Linked DNA regions of Homo sapiens: region 2 is linked to region 1. Evidence: chromatin loops called from intact Hi-C (ENCODE). Cell type or tissue: HepG2. All regions are shown on one strand.

Evidence for each region. Peaks named below come from ENCODE experiments on the same cell type or tissue, not always from the same donor. Only the 100,000 strongest peaks of a DNase experiment are listed, where the experiment ranks them.
Region 2: a loop joins it to region 1, with 2.0 times the contacts of the local background. A loop is called at or near these places in 1 of 110 quality-filtered maps.

The regions. Positions count from the first base shown.
Region 1 is chr4:16,163,050-16,167,049 of GRCh38, forward strand. TAPT1 (transmembrane anterior posterior transformation 1) reads right to left here. Exons shown (of 14, transcript NM_153365.3): 13 at 3,584-3,744; 14 at 1-488. The coding sequence ends at 259. Among named protein-coding and RNA genes, the nearest start is that of TAPT1, 61 kb to the right of the region's middle. In HepG2, no CTCF peak of the experiment used is centred here; no DNase peak of the experiment used is centred here.
Region 2 is chr4:16,109,629-16,113,628 of GRCh38, forward strand. No RefSeq gene overlaps it. Among named protein-coding and RNA genes, the nearest start is that of PROM1, 28 kb to the left of the region's middle. In HepG2, no CTCF peak of the experiment used is centred here; a DNase peak (open chromatin) is centred at 2,073.

The DNA.
Region 1 (4,000 bases):
CTGCTGCTTGGCCAGGCAGGAGGAAGTTTTATAATCCATCAAGCTTCCCAGACAGTCAAGGCCGGAGGTCGCTCCTGTCCTGTGGTCTGACCCTCAGCCAGGCCATATTACTGGAAGAAAGATACTAAGATTTGCTTGCCAATAATAATTTAAGTTTTTAAATAAATATTTAAGTGCCATGTTTAGCATCTATTTGTCCTGGCAACACAGCACTTGTTGCCCCAGGACCCAGCTTCTTCAGCGCATGAAGCCACAGATTCAGTCAATTCGGTTTCCACAAATTGTGAACCTGTCTATCTCTAACAAATCTTTCTTTGAGGATCTGTGTTTTAATTCAGAATTGTCCTGCGTTATGTCCTTCTCGTCACCATCTGGAGTTGTCAAAAACTGATCAGAATTGCTTGTCACAAGTAATGGTATGATATTTTCCTTTTGATGAATAGGTTGTTTGGTGATGGAGGCAGACAGGTTTTCTTCTGTGGAAAGGCCTGTGATAAAATAGATCCATTAAATTAGAGAAAGACTTTTCTCCAATTATTAATAAATACAAACTTACCAATACAGTGGTGCTGAAAAAAGTGCCCATTATCCATGCTTTCCGATAAAGCAAATGATAACCAAATAGCATGTTGTATAAGCAGCCATCATTTATAATAAAACTTAGAGGCTAATCATCTGTTTGTTCAACTTTATGGAAGGGTACATTACATTGCTCGTATCACACAAACAATGCCATCACCCAACTGCAGAAAGATCACAACTCCTACATTACGGCTCCTCTCTATATAATCAAGACCTAACATGACTGTTGGCAGTCCTGAAACATTAACACTTGCTCCAATACAGAACATCAGGGAGTGGGCCAAGAAGACTTTACTACATTCCACCTGTCATCTGTAGTCACTTCAGCTACAGATGGTTTAGCATCATCATCTCTGGGAAGTCCAAACCAGAGGTTAAAAACAAACAAACAAATAAACAAAACCCCCAATGTTCATTTTAGGCCACAGAGATCCTGGAGCCTGGCTTTGGGGACAGCTGGGCTGGGGCCTGGAGAGACTCATCTGAATCATACATTCAATCCATGTAAGAACAGCTTCTTTGAGGCAAAAAAGACACACCATCAGCTGTACACATTTAAAATGTATAATCTGATGAGTTCTGACATGTGCATACACCTGGTCACACTACTGCCATGATGGAGGTAATGACACATCCAGCTCTCTTGTAGTAATCCCTCTCTCCTGCCCTCACCCCCAGAACCGCTGTCTTTTGTCTCTTTTACAACGTGATGAATCTGATGCAGCTTTGAGAGACAGCCCCCTCCCTCTCTTTAGCTTGACTTCAACACCCTCCTGCATGTTCTCCAGTCTGTGTTCTCCTGACCTCCAAGACATTCTGAGCAAACACTCAGGTCGTCATCCTGAATGTACTTCTCATAACATGACCCCTGAGTCAATGGCCCTGCCCTGCAGTACGTGCTTAAAGCTTTTATCCCCATTAGACTGGATCCTCCTTGAAAGCAAGAGTGACGCTTACTAACTTTTTGTTTTTATATTTTTTGTAGAGATGGGACTCACTAGGTTGCCCAGGCTGGTCTCGAACTCCTGGGCTCAAGCGCTGCTTCTGCCTTAGCCTCCCAAAGTGCTGGGATTATTAAAGGCATGTGCCACTATGCCTAGCCTAACTTCTTAACTAATATGCGTAACAAGAGAACACGTACAGGCCCCACTATGAATTACCTAGTTGGTTGAAAAAAATGCAATCCTTATTACTAATAGTGTTCTTATAATGAAAAAAATAATTTCCCAGTGATTATACACATTGTTATTTTACTTTATTTTCGCTTCCGGTTAAGTACAGATGATGAGCACAGACCCACTTTCAGGTAGGACTCCAGTCCAGCCCAACTCTCCTCTCCTCCCTCTTTCTGAAGCACACTCCACACTTGCCATATTGAGCTGCTAGTTCTCCAGACGCTTTTCCAGGTCTCCATGATCTAACTCATGCTGGCCCTTCTGGAGTGCCCTTTCCACCAGTCTGCCCTGGGCCAGTTTCATCCTTCAAGCTTTTAGTTTAGAAGAACCCCCCTCTCCTGTCCCTCCAAACCCTCTGCTCACCTATTTGGACCCCTGTAGTTACATGAGGCCTTGAAGGACATCCTTTATTTTTCTCTCTTCAGCATCTCCTCTATGACCTTGCACACAGTTATTCCACACATTTAAAAACACATCATTTAGGCCAGGCATGGTGGCTCATGCCTGTAATCCCAGCACTTTGGGAGGCCGAGGCAGGCGGATCACGAGGTCAGGAGATCGAGACCATCCTGGCTAACATGGTGAAACCCCGTCTCTACTAAAAATACAAAAAATTAGCTGGGCGTGGTGGTGGGCGCCTGTAGTCCCAGCTACTCGAGAGGCCGAGGCAGGAGAATGCCGTGAACCTGGGAGGCGAAGCTTGCAGTGAGCCGAGATCACGCCACTGCACTCCAGCCTGGGCGACGGAGCAAAACTCCGTCTCAAAAAAAAAAAAAAAAATACATCATTTAAACTAAAAGTTATATGAACAAATACCTCTGTGAACAGGGAACTGCCACCTAACAACAAAAATTAAGTCAACGTCCCAGTTCTTCCTCCAAATCTTCCAACCCAGAAACCCTGGAATCATCCTGAACTCACCTATTCTTCTCACACTGCATAACTTCCTCACCAGCAAATACTTCACGCAAACCTCCCAGGTCTATCCAGAACCTGGCCAGGTCTCCCTGCTCACACCACCTACCCTGCTCCTGGCCAGATAGCTGCCTCTCTGGTCCCTACCTCTGGGCCCACCCCTCTGGAGTTTATTTTCCACAAAGCTTGAGAATGATCCTTTTAAAATGTCAGCTGCACCATGCCACTGCTCCGCTCAAAGCCCCGCAACAGCCCCCTTCCACCTGGAAGGTTCTCATAACAGCCTGCAGCTCTCCATGGTCCCCAAGACCCCCTCTCCAGTCCTTTTCCCTGGGATGGGCCACTGCAGCCATCTGGCTTTTAATGTCCTTTGATGCGCCAAGCATCTTCCTGCCTTGGTGCCTTTGCTGGGCCTGCCGGGCCTCTGCCTGGGAGCTGCTCCTGGAAGGCTGGATGTGCTGTCTCGGGCTCCAGGACTCTGTGCAGTGCCATCTCCTCACACTTGGGGGAGGGCCCAACTCCCTGTTGTACTTCCCTTTCCCCGTCCTGCTTTTGTTTTCTCTGCAGTTCCCCGTCACTTGACATAGTGCATATTTATTTCTCTCTACCCCTCTTCCCGACAATCTAGAACAAGCTCCATGGGAGCAGAGAATTGCCTTTCCACCCCACTGCTGTATCCACTGGAGCTGATGTGTCGCAGATGCTCAATGTTGAACAGCGAATGAGTAAATGGAAAAACTCAGAACACTGGGCCAGGTATATATGGGATGAAATCTAAAACACAACCATTAAAAGACCCAAAAATCTATGCAAAGGGAAACCAATCTTTAAAGCGTTGCTTAACATTGATCAAACTGTGATTTAACTCTTTGAAAATGATCCAGGGAAGTGAAGAAAGGGACCAAACCTACCTTGAGAGGGTTTACATTTGTTCTGTGATTTACTGGACGGCTTGCCTGGAGTGCAGGTTGCGGGAGGATTCGACAGCTTCTCTTCCATTTTGGCTTCCTTCACATACTGGCACGATTTCCCCAACAGCACGATGCTATTAAGTACTTTCAGGGATATCAACCTAAAAACAGAAACAAAACAAACCACATCCGTTGGAATTCATCTAAATCCCTGTGAATGCCATCTACTACCATGGCTAAGGAGAAGGTGGGGGGGCATGGGACGGTGACAGATTAGGGATTTAGAGGAACTTACACAAATCTTGAGTTTTCTGAGGCCTCCTTGTCACAAAGAAAAACTTCGGAATTCCTTAGTTCTCTTTTTTTTTTTTTTTTTTTTTGAGACAGAGTCTCACTCTGTCACCCAGGCTGGAGTGC
Region 2 (4,000 bases), 53 kb before region 1:
AGTTGGAGCACAATAAATATGCATTGAATGGGTGAGTGCCTATTCTCAGTAAGCAGGTTGTGTAGTGAAAAGAATATGGGATAAGCATCTAAACCTGGATTCAAATCTGGCTCTGCTACATGTTAGTTGAGTAGTCACTTTAAACCCATCACTTTACCTCTCTGCACCTAAGTTTCCTCATCGGAAATGGGGACTATAGCTGTATTTTAGAAAGAAGTGAGGTATAGGCTGGGCTTGATGGCTCACGCCTGTAATCCTAGCACTTTGGGAGGCTGAAGAAGGCGGGTTGCTTGAGTTCAGGAGTTCAAAACCAGCCTGGGCAACATGCCAAAACCCTGACTCTACCAAAAATACAAAAATTAGCTGGGCATAGTGATGCACTCCTCAAGTCCCAGTTACTCAAAAGCCTGATGTGAGAGGATCACCTGAGCCCAGGAGGTCAAGGCTGCAGTGAGCCATGATTGTACCACTGCACTCCAGCCTGGGTGACAGAGCCAGACTCTGTCAAGGAAGGAAGGAAGGAAGGAGGAGGAAGGAGGAAGGAGGAAGAAGGAGGAAGGAGGAAGGAGGAGGAAGGAGGAAGGAGGAGGAAGGAGGAAGGAGGGGGAAGGAGGAAGGAGGGGGAAGGAGGAAGGAGGGGGAAGGAGGAAGGAGGAGGAAGGAGGAAGGAGGAGGAAGGAGGAGGAAGGAGGAAGGAGGGAGGGAGGGAGGGAGGAAGGAAGAAAGGAAGGGAAAGGAAAGGAGGGAAATAAAAGTGAGACATACATTAACACACAAAGAAAATGAAATGTGACTGTAGTGTGAAGTATATTGTAGGTGCTAACAGATATTTCTGCCCCTCTTTCCTCCTTCCCTTTCTTCTACAAATATTATTGAACACCTTCTATGTGTGTAGGCATCAAGCCAAGTGTTCAGGACACAGCAAGACCAAGATAGTGGAGGGAAAAGTTTACTGTCTAGTTTGGGAGATGGATAAAAAAATCTGGAAACAAATAAACCAAACAAATCATTTCAAAAAGTGCTCAGAACTATCTGCCCATGTCCAGATTTTAATCGAAGTGGAAATCTCTTTTGTTCCTGACCCATGGGCCAATGCTGGGTGCTAACTGGGGTCAGGGGCTGGAGATTCTAGGCCTGACTCGGCCCTTGACCAGAGATACACAGACTTGGGGAACTACCTAATACTTCCAGGCCTCAGCTTCCTCATCCAAGGGCAGAATCTCTGAGATTCTTCTCATGGTCCAGTGGTCTGTGATTCATTTTTTTTCCCCAGGGTCAGCACTATATTGGAGTAAGTTTGTGATTTGTAGGGAGCTTAATATTTTAATTTATGAAAGGACCATTAAATTCCTTGCTAATAGACACTGTCATGCTGCTCAGCAGCTTCGTTAGCCAATCCATCCTGAGTCTTAAATTAAAGCCAGGAAACCCCAGGGTGTCACTCAGTGTTAATGTCTTGAAAGCATTAAGAGGTTTATAGGAGCTTATATTAAGCTTCCCAGCCACCTTCCTTCTTGAGTCAGCTTCCATTCTGCTCCAGCTTTCTAGATGCCACTCAGAGCAGCCCATGTTGGCAATGACTTTGATGGTGGTGTTTCAAAGACATTTTAAGTACAGTCATGTGTTGCTAAATGATGGGGATATGTTCTGAGAAATGCATTGAAGGCTATTTTGTTGTGCAAACATCACAGAGTGCACTTACTCAAACGTAGATGGTCTAGCTTACTACACACCTATGTATATGGTACAGGCTATTGTTCCTAGACTACGAACTTGGACCGCATGTCACCGTACTGAATACTGTAGGCCACTGTAACACATGGGTAAGTATTTGTGTATCTAAACATAGAAAAGGTACGGTAAAAATATGGTATTATAATCTTATGGGATGACCAAGGTGTGTATATGTGGTCCATTGTTGACTAAAATATTGTTATGTGGCACACGACTGTAACTGTGCACTGTAGAAGGCATTGCTCTGCAACAGCATGTCCTAGATGTTTTCGTGACATGACAAGTATGTTATACTCAGGGTCAGCTCTAGACAAAAATGTGGAGTATGCATAGGAGGAAGAACATGGACTTTGGGGCCAAACAGACGTAAGTTGAAGCCTATGTCCGCAGTATCTTGTGCGATCTTGGACATGTTTTTTCATCATTCAGAATTCCAATTTCATCATTGACAAAGTGGGAATAACAGCACCTATTTTACATGGTCATTGTAAGGATTTTATGGAAAGGACAGAGCTGGTGCTCAGTAGATTGGGGGCCTCTTAGAAGCTGCACCTCCATGTCACTCTCTGGAGTCTCTGCTCCCATCTGCTTTCCCCACTGTCCACCCTGGGTATGCAATCTCTGCCTCTTCCTCATTTTCCTGTGTCAGACATGAGCCTTTGAGGTATTCCTCGTTTTCCTATGTCAGACATGAGCCTTTGAGGTATTCAGAGATTTGGGGGAACTTTTCTCTCTCCTTAGCCCCAATCCTAGCACTGGAAATGACTTAGGCTCAAGCATCGCCCCATCCTACCAGCCACCTGCACATGAGAAAAAGGAGATTCCAGGAAGTTGTGTGCATGGAGTGTTTTATATCAGAGGAGTTAAAAGCGTGTGTTCTGGAGGTATATTGGCTGTGATTTACGGTCTATGTCCCCTTGATGAGTTATCTGACTTCTCTGTATTTCCGTGCCATCATCTGTATATTATGGCTAGCACCTAATACAGCATAACACTGTGAGGATCAAATGAGTTAATACACACAGAGCTTTGCCCAGCAACTAACATGTATTATTTCCAACAAGTATTTATTGAGTGTCTGCCCCATGATGGCTGGTGTCTTTTCTACTGTCACCGTGTCAGTCAGTGGGGAACAAGTGATTAAATCCCAGGTCTCTGACTCAAAACTGACCCTCTTCCCAGAGTATGCACATTTCCTCTTTCTTCCCTCCCCATCTTTCAAGCAGGAAAATGGGGAAGAAGGAAGGAAGGAAGGAAGGGAGGGAGGGAGGGAGGGAGGGAGGGGAGGGGAGGGTGGAGGGGAGGGTGGAGGAGAGGGGAGGAGGGAGGGGAGGAGGGAGGGGAGGGGAGGGAGGGAAGAAGGGAGGGGAGGGAGGGAAGAAGGGAGGGGAGGGAGGGAAGAAGGGAGGGGAGGGAGGGAGGGAGGGAGGAAAGGAACAGGTATAGGATTTAAACCTGCCCAGCATGCTCTCCCTCCTCCTCTGGGTTCAACTGAGCCTGAGCTCACTTCCATTGAGTGGAAGACAATGGATTCTATGGGGGTTTCTACATTTGATGTTCATGTCTACCTTTATCACATAGTGTGTGTAGACTCACACTCTCCCCTCAACCACAGATTCTTCATTCAGAATGGTCCAGTTCCAGTTACTGCACAGCTGATAGAGACAGTGAGGCTGGGAGGAAACAGGACAGATTTCACATCCAGGGCAGAACAAATGATTTCCTCCCTCTCATTCATTTGCCCGTTCTTTCATTTAAGAAATACTGACTGACTCTGTGTCATATACTGTGTAGTATTTCATCTAACCCTCATGAACCACACAATGATGGAGGCATCGTCCCATTTGCCAGATGAGAAAGGTGAGGTTCTAGAGGTAAGGAAATGGCAGAATGAGAATAAGTCTGTCTCCCTTGGTCTAGCACTGGATCATTATTGATCAAGCACTGATTATTATTATTATTATTTTAAGAAACAGGGTCCTGCACTGTCACCTAGGCCAGTGTGCAGTGGTATAATCATAGCTCACTGCAGCCTCAAGCCCTTGGGCTCAAGTGGTCTTCCCTCCTCAGCCTCTCAAGTAACTGGGACTACAGGAATGCACCACCACATCCAGCAAATTTTTTAAAATTTTGTAAAGATGGGGGGGTTTATTATGTTGCCCAAGCTGGTCTTGAACTCCTGACCTCAAGTGATCTTCCCACCTTGGCCTGCCAAAGTGCTGGGAGTACAGGCATGAGCCACTGCACCCAGCCCATTGATTATTTT